Regions from separate parts of the Homo sapiens genome. Here region 1 is linked to region 2. A link is a contact called in ENCODE Hi-C or POLR2A ChIA-PET data. All regions are on one chromosome and are shown on one strand. Each heading gives the region's core, a stretch centred on a gene start or an enhancer-like site at or near the end of the contact. The rest is flanking DNA. Distances are from core to core; before and after follow the strand shown. Region 1 overlaps LOC105370706. Region 2 has its middle 150 kb from the start of SIPA1L1.

Region 1 (3,815 bases), core at 683-3,182, 56 kb before region 2:
CCTGCAGTGCCCCTCTCTGCAGGAGTCTATTTTCCCACACTGTTGACCTCAGGAATGACCATATTACTTGCTTTGGCCAATAACTGATGTTGGTCATTTTTGTGCAAAGTTTTAGAAGTTAAGGCACCCTTTGCCTTGTCTTTTTCCTTCTGCCACGAGATTGGTGATATTTCAGATAGAGGTTAGGTTCTTCCATCAGTTTTGGTTCTGGAGTCAAGATGGTAAAAAGCAGAGCTGTGGTGGACTCATGAAAAACATGCATGGCCAGGCGCCGTGGCTCAGGCCTGTAATCCCAGCACTGTAGGAGGCCAAGGTGGGCAGATCACTTGAGGTCAGGAGTTTGAGACCAGCCTGGCCAACATGGTGAAACCCTGTATCTACTAAAAGTACAAAAATTAGCTAGGTATGGTGGCACGTGCCTGTAACCCCAGCTACTTGTGAGGCTGAGGTGGGAGGATCGCTTGAACCTGGGAGGCGGAGGTTGCAGTGAGCTGAGATTGTGCCACTGCACTCCAGCCTGAGCAATAGAACAAGACTCCATCTCAAATAAAAAATAAAAAATTAATAAAGGCTGGGTGCAGTGGCTAATGCCTGTAATCCCAGCACTTTGGGAGGCAGAGGTAGGCAGGTCACCTGAGGTCAGGAGTTTGAGATCAGCCCTGCCAACATGGTGAAACCCTGTCTCTACTAAAATACAAAAATTTGCTGGGCGTGGTGGTGTGCACCTGTAATCCCAGCTACTCGGGATGCTGAGGTAGGAGAATTGCTTGAACCCAAGAGGCAGAGTTTGCAGTGAGCCAAGATCGCTCCACTGCACTCCAGCTTAGGCGAAAGAGCCAGACGCTGTCTCAAAATAAATAAATAAATAATTTTTAAAAAGAAAAATAAAAATAGAAAAACATGTAGTGCGAACAAGAAAAAAATCTCACACCTGTAATCGCAGCACTTTGGGAGGCTGAGGTAGGAGGATTGATTAAGGCCAGAAGTTTAAGACCAGCCTGCGCAATACAGGACAAATAAATAAATAAATGAATAAAGTTACTGAGGTTTGGAGACATTTATTACTGTAGTATAACATGGCCTACTGTGACTGGTACCAATAAGGAAAACTTCCACAGGTTTTCTTCCATATTTTTTTATTGTATAGACATTTTGGAATATACATATACTTATGTATTACTTATAAACTAATTTTTAAAAATTGACATCTCAGGCCGGGTACAGTGGCTCATGCTTGTAATCCCAGCACTTTGGGAGGCCAAGGTGGGTGGATCATGATGTTAGGAGTTCGAGACCAGCCTTACCAACATGGTGAAACCTCATCTGTACTAAAAATACAAAAATTAGCTGGGCGTGGTGGCATGTGCCTGTAATCTCAGCTACTCAGGAGGCTGAGGCAGGAGAATTGCTTGAACCCGGGAGGCGGAGATTGCAGTGAGCTGAGATCATGCCACTGCACTCCAGCCTGGACGACAGAGCGAGACTCTGTCTCAAAAAAAAAAAAAAAATTACATCTCAGCAAAATTACAAATGACCACATGTCAAGGGCCTTCAGGATTGTTGACAATTAGAAACTGCAAAAGCAAAATCCTGGAATTCCAAGGGCAAATTTGAAGTGCCTGCCTGAAACATGACTGCATGCCAACACACTATGTAGTGCTGTGAGGAGGTAAGAGGTATGTTGTCAAGCCAGGGACCAAGAAATATAGTGGTTAACTAGACAGGTGAGAAATCTTCTTGTGTATATTAGAGGAAGGACATTCGGGCAGTCAGCGTTCCACCTTCTAACTGTAGTGCTGAAGCGCATCCCAGTAAATGGTGGGGTCATAGTGGTTGCTTTTGTAGACATTATGAGATGTTGTTCTTCAGTAGTAGGGATTAAGTTGCAATGATTGCTGAGTCACTGTTGTCTGAATGTGCCGGCTCTTCAAATGTGTCCTGAACACAAAGAATTTGAGAACCCCTGACTCAGGAAGTAGGGCAGGTAATTATGCATAGACTCTTCTTTCCTGGTGGCTGCTGCCCCTCACCTGAATCTAAATGCTCAGCACTTACTCCTTGATGGAGCACCTGTTCCATGGGGGCCAGGCCTCAGCAAACCTACCCCCAAAAATCCAAGGAAGCTGAGAGGCTGAAGAAAAAGGCTGACATATCCAGTTCCTCAGAAATATACACTTAATAGGGACTTACAAACAGAAGCCATGTCTGTGTCTCAGGCAGCAGTGAGGCAAGATGGTGGATCCTGCACCATTTATTCTCATGACCAGGGCTTATATAATACTGGGAAAGGGTATATGTGATTCAGAATGTTTGTGTAGAACAATTGAAGTCCTATAACATCAAGGTTGTTTTGACCTCAGGGCAGGATTTACAGTAGGTACCTACTCTCACACAAGAAACATCAAATAAACTGGAAATCTTAGAGGACTTCCTAGAACAAGGGTTAATCAGAAGTTAAAGTGATGGATTAGCATCCAAGTTGGAGTTGCTTTGGCCTCCACAGCACCTCCTCTTTGTTAGGCGCTGGAATTGCTGTTAGCAATACAGACACAATTCTTGCTCTCAAATGCATAGCCTAGTAGAGGAGACAGATCAGTTATACATACATAAAGGCACAGATAACAGTAATAGCAATAGTAACCCTTTCTGAAAGGGGTAGTCGTTTTCAAGTATTTATAGTTCACACATACACACACAAACCAACCCAGCAAGCCCAGTATAATTTCCCTACTTTTACAGATGAGGGCATTGAGATTGGGAGAAATGAACTGGCTTCCTTAGGTTCCAACAGACCATAGGTAGAGGCTCAGCCTCAAGTTCTTCTCGTCTATGCAAAGTGACCTCCTGTGCAAAAGGATGAGTAAATAATAGCATCAGAGTGAAACAAAAGGCTGTGAGGCACAGAAGATATCAAAACTTTAACCTTGAATCAAAACTTTAACCTTCAGAGCAGGATGCAACAATCCAGCTTTTTGTTTACTTTGTTCCCAGAGGTTAAAGCAGACCCCGGTGAGTGGAGTGGCCTGGAAATCTGACTTTGGTTAGCTATGGTTAGAATTCCTTCTATTTCTGCCTGCATGCCCGCCCCCTTCTAGTACTGGAAGTAAACATCTTACTTGATAGGGGGATGGGGTTAGGGAGAAGGAAAGTCCTCACAATAGGTCTGCTGTTGTGCAAAGAATTCTACGAGATGCAGATTTAGACCAAGGCAGTGGGGGCAGTGGGGGAAGGGGTGGTGCCAAGGTCCCACCCATCAAGTCCCTTCTGTGGCTGAGGCTGAGAATTGGTCACATATATTTGCCATCAGCTAAGTGATCTGTTTAACGTTTTTCCTGGTTAGGCTCTCAGCACAGAGAAATATCCTAGGAGATCAAGCTCAGTCAGGTCTGTTCTCTGTTACTTAAGGGAGTTTAACCTGAACAAGGGTTTAGCAGGGCTCCCAGTCCCAAGACCATTTTCGTATGGGTTTATTTTCCCACTGGCAGGGTGAGTGAGAACAGTGAGTGAAGTTTTCACCAAAAGAAACCAAAAATCCAAGCAAGAGGCCTTGGTGGTGGTCTCCTGTTCTGGGCTCTGCTTTAGGGCTGAGGTCTCAGCCTTTGCACCACAGGATCCACAGGACCCCATGGACACTCAACAGAGGCAGTGGAAGCCAGGGAAGAGACATTCTGGACAACCTATGGGATGGTGAGCGGCTCAGCTCTGTATTATGAATGGAAGTCAGAGGAAAAAGAGATTTATAAGAGTCTTTTAACAAGTGCTCCAGCTGACTAAAATGGTAAATAAAGACAGAGAGAGGCTGAGTGCGGTGACTC
Region 2 (3,929 bases), core at 1,046-3,545:
CGGGGAGGCAGCTAAGGCCAGGCGAGAAATTGAGCACAGCTGCTGCTGGCCCAGGTGCTAAGCCCCTCACTGCCCGGGGCTTGCGGCCCGCCGGCCGCTCCGAGTGCGGGGCCCGCTAAGCCCACGCCCACCCGGAACTCGCGCTGGCCTGCAAGCGCCGCCCGCAGCACCGGTTCCCGCCCGCGCCTCTCCCTCCACACCTCCCTGCAAGCTGAGGGAGCTGGCTCCGGCCTTCGCCAGCCTAGAAAGGGGCTCCCACAGTGCAGCAGTGGGCTGGAGGGCTCCTCAAGCGCGGCCAGAGTGGGCTTCCAGGCAGAGGAGACGCCGAGAGCGAGCGAGGGCTGTGAGGACTGCCAGCACGCTGTCACCTCTCACCAGCACTTTGGGAGGCCGATGTGGGTGGATCATTTGAGGTCAGGAGTTCGAGACCAGCCTGGCTAACATGGTGAAACCACATCTCTACTAAAAATGCAAAATTAACCCAGCAGTAGTGGTACGCGCCTGTGATCCCAGCTACTTGGGAGGCTGAGCCAGGAGAATCACTTGAGCCTGGGAGGCAGAGCTTGCGGTGAGCCGAGATGGTGCCACTGCACTCCAGCCTGGGTGAGAGAGTGAGACCCTATCTAAAAAAAAAAAAGGAACAGAATACTGATACTAGTACACAGATAGACCTCACAAATATCACACTAAGTAAAAGAAGTCATATGCAACAGGACACCAAGTGAAGTGTATGCTTCCATTTAAATGAAGTGTCCAGAAAAATCAAAACTGCAGAGACAGAAAGTAGATTAATGGTCACCTAGGGTGGGGATGAGGCTGGCACAGAGTTACTTTAGGGAGTGATGAAAATAGTGTAAGATCTGATTGTAGCTATGGTTGCACAGCTCTGTCAGTATACTAACATTATTAAATGGTACACTAAGAAGCTTAGAAGGAGTGAATTTACAGTATGTAAATTATACCTCAATAGAGCTTAAAATAAAATTCAGAACACAAGTAGACAGAAAACCCTAAGCAGCAGCAAATTCCTTCACCTTCTCTTGCCTTTCTGCGTCTCTCTAATGCCCCCTATGTGCAGAGCCTCAGCAGGAAAAGCTTTGCAGCTGGGAAAGCAGAAATTTGCTCATGAAGTTCCAGCCTCCACCTCCCAGAGCAGGATAGAGCAGGTTAATTTGAAGCAGAAAGACAGTTACTTAATAACTGTTGCAGGAAGGTAAGTGCTGCCCAAAAGAAGGAGGGTTCCTGGAAAAGGGCTGGAAGATTTGCCAGGCAATCTGCACAATAAAATTCCACATCAGAGGGCCTGGCAGGCTGGGGAAAATGGGCAGGAACTCAGACTCAAAATCCTGGAGAAGTGGGAACCTGTAGAGTGCGAGAGAGACTCTGTTGACCCCGGGAGTCAAAGGGCAGGGCAGGTGCTGATAAGCAAGGAGTCAGGGATTGGGGGTGAAATGGTTCTGAATCTGAAGACTTTGTGGACAGGGAGCACCTTGTTCTAAAAGACATGACATCCTCAGAGTCAAGGAGCATGCCAGTCTCACCCATGGCAGGGGAAACTCTTCCCAGTGGTGTGGGTTTGTGAGAGCTACGGGGTCTGAAATACTCCCATTAAAGGGCTCATTCATTTGAGATCACCCCTTTCCACCCTTACAAGACGCAAATACTCTTAAAATGGCAGCCCGGGTTTTTATCAGTCTAAAGTATGTATTGCGTGACTACCATGTGCCAGGCACTGTGCTACTTCCCGGCATTTCTAAATCACTCCTTCCCCTGACAGGAGAAAACACCGGCAGATGAGAGGGATAAGGAAATCGAGATAAGGAAAGTTCCTGAACGCCAAAGCGTCTGGACACTCAGGAAAGTCCAGCCTAGAGACACAGAAAGTGGATCTGTAGTTGCCGGGAGTTGGGGTTCAGGGGGCAGTGACAGGAAGTGGGCATGCGGTTCCTTCCTGGAGTAATGGGAATGTTCTGAAATTAGGTGGTGGGGATGTTGCACAACCCTGACAATAAACTGTATCAGCAATCATAGATACAGTCACTAAACTGTGCACTTAAAATGGGTGAATTTTATAGTATGTACATTTCCCTCAATAAAGCAATTTAAAAAAAGGAAAGTATCTCAAAAGCAAGTGTTTAGGGACACGTGAGTAGATAAGGACAAGATGTCCACTGAGGACTCAGCATTCAGCCAGCACAGGGGCTGCGGCCATGAAAGACCTATGAAGCCGATTTCTACTGCCACACCCTCCCTGTTGCAGCTGTGCCGGGGCTGCCTCTGGCTGGGCCTTCCTGGTGGCCCTGAGGGAGAAGGCATTGCTTATCAGATTGGTCAGAGTTTCCAGACATTCATCTTCTCCCTTTACTGGTGAGCAGGATCATCGCATGCTCAGTCCCACATTCCTGCCTGTCTCTCCCCACTATCGCTGTGCCTGTGAGGGAGGGTGACTGAGAGTCAGCCCAAGGGCAAGCCCTGGCAGGGAGCTCTGCCCTCAGGTTCCTTTTTCCATGCAGCCTGAGACTGAGATTCAGGTGTAGGATGAGGCTGTATGGCTTGTGGACGCCCACCCAGCTTTTACCACCATTCTGCAAAGAGGTTACTGGGTTCTGGCTCAGCTATTAATAAAATGGTATATTCATTCCTACTCTGTACTTGTCACTTTGTGTGTGTGAAAAATAAGGCAGCATTTGAGCATTTCTGGTCTCTTGCTATAAAACAATCAAACACCATCCAACTCTCAGCTATATTGCCTTAGAGCATTCCAGGTTGAATTAACGATGTGCTTAATTGTAGCTGTTGCAAATTCATATACTGGTTTGCAGCAGTAGGGCTGGACACTTACAAATGAGCCTGGCTATTAACTGACCAGTGATTCTAACACTTTAATGTGCATACGCATGACTTAGAAGCTCTCCCTAAAATGCAGGTTCTGATTCCGGAGGTTGGGATGACACCCTGGATTCTGTGTGTCTAATAAGCTTCATGTGTTGGTGTCCTTGCTGGTGGTTCGTGGACCACAAGTTGAGCAGCTTGCATCTAGAGTTTCTCTGCCGCTATGAAGCTTCTGCTCCTTCTCCTGGAGCATCCACCTGCACAGGAAAGGCCAGGCCTTTTCCCAGCAGAAGCTCATGCGACCCACTGGGCTCTCTGGGTGTGCACTGAGGGACTCTAGGCCTCGACATCAGGTCCCGGCTCCAGATCCTGCAGTGGCTGCAGGTCAGAATCATAGCCATAGCAAAGGCAGCAGCTGCCTCACTTACCACCCCCCTCTCACCCCCCACCCCGCCTCCCACCAGCAGAGAATGTAAGGAACAGCTGATTAAGCAGAAAGGGACATGCTCCAGCTGAGATCAGCCATTCACCAAGGACTCCCTTAGTCGGGAGAGGACAAGCGCCATATGTCCCCTGCTCAGCACCTTTGAGGTCTGACTCCTGCAGGTGATGGGCCCTGAAGTGCTGCCAACAGCAAACAAGACAGAATTTGCTGCTGAAGGCAGAAAAAGCCACCCCTGAGCTCACTTTGCCATTGCCTGAGCCAGAGAACATGTGCTTAGCATCACTAGGTGCCTTGGACACAGACAGAGGTGATGAAGACCAGGTTCTTGTCTTTGGGAGCCCACTACCCTGGGCAATGTGAAGTGTAAATACCCGTGGGCCATGGCAGGGTAAAAAGGAGGCCCCAATACAGAGAAAAACTGCTTAGGAATAGGGAGACACATGCCAGTAGGGAGAAGAAACTCCCTTGGAGAGGGTGGCATCAGAGCTGTGTCTGAAAGTGTGGGTAGGATCATAGTGGGTGGAGATGAGCGGAGAGAGAGATCACAGTCTATGTGGGAGGAAATGTAGAAGGGGGATGTTGAGCGCATGTCTGAAGAATGGAGGGTCCGTATGTGCCTTTGATAAGGAAAGAGATGTGCAGTGCACCGTGC

What was found. Hi-C counts contacts between places; a loop is a spot of excess contacts on that map. ChIA-PET counts read pairs that join two places held with the same protein, here RNA polymerase II (POLR2A). Pooled maps may share reads with other maps.
Region 1: a map of Caco-2 shows a loop between it and region 2 (2.2-fold over the local background). The contact joins two enhancer-like sites. A Hi-C loop is called at or near these places in 3 of 168 maps with a recorded cell type or tissue (Caco-2, PC-3 and endothelial cell of hepatic sinusoid), 1 of 37 single-sample maps with no recorded cell type and 2 of 50 pooled maps. POLR2A ChIA-PET finds 5 or more read pairs at or near these places in 3 of 52 experiments (A673, PC-3 and activated CD8-positive, alpha-beta memory T cell).

The regions. Positions count from the first base shown.
Region 1 is chr14:71,220,033-71,223,847 of GRCh38, reverse strand. All of the region lies in intron 1 of LOC105370706, which reads left to right. Among named protein-coding and RNA genes, the nearest start is that of SIPA1L1, 99 kb to the left of the region's middle. Within about 2 kb of position 1,932, at least 3 of the 41 ENCODE cell types and tissues checked have a DNase peak (open chromatin) inside an H3K27ac peak, as active enhancers do.
Region 2 is chr14:71,163,802-71,167,730 of GRCh38, reverse strand. No RefSeq gene overlaps it. Among named protein-coding and RNA genes, the nearest start is that of SIPA1L1, 150 kb to the left of the region's middle. Within about 2 kb of position 2,295, at least 5 of the 41 ENCODE cell types and tissues checked have a DNase peak (open chromatin) inside an H3K27ac peak, as active enhancers do.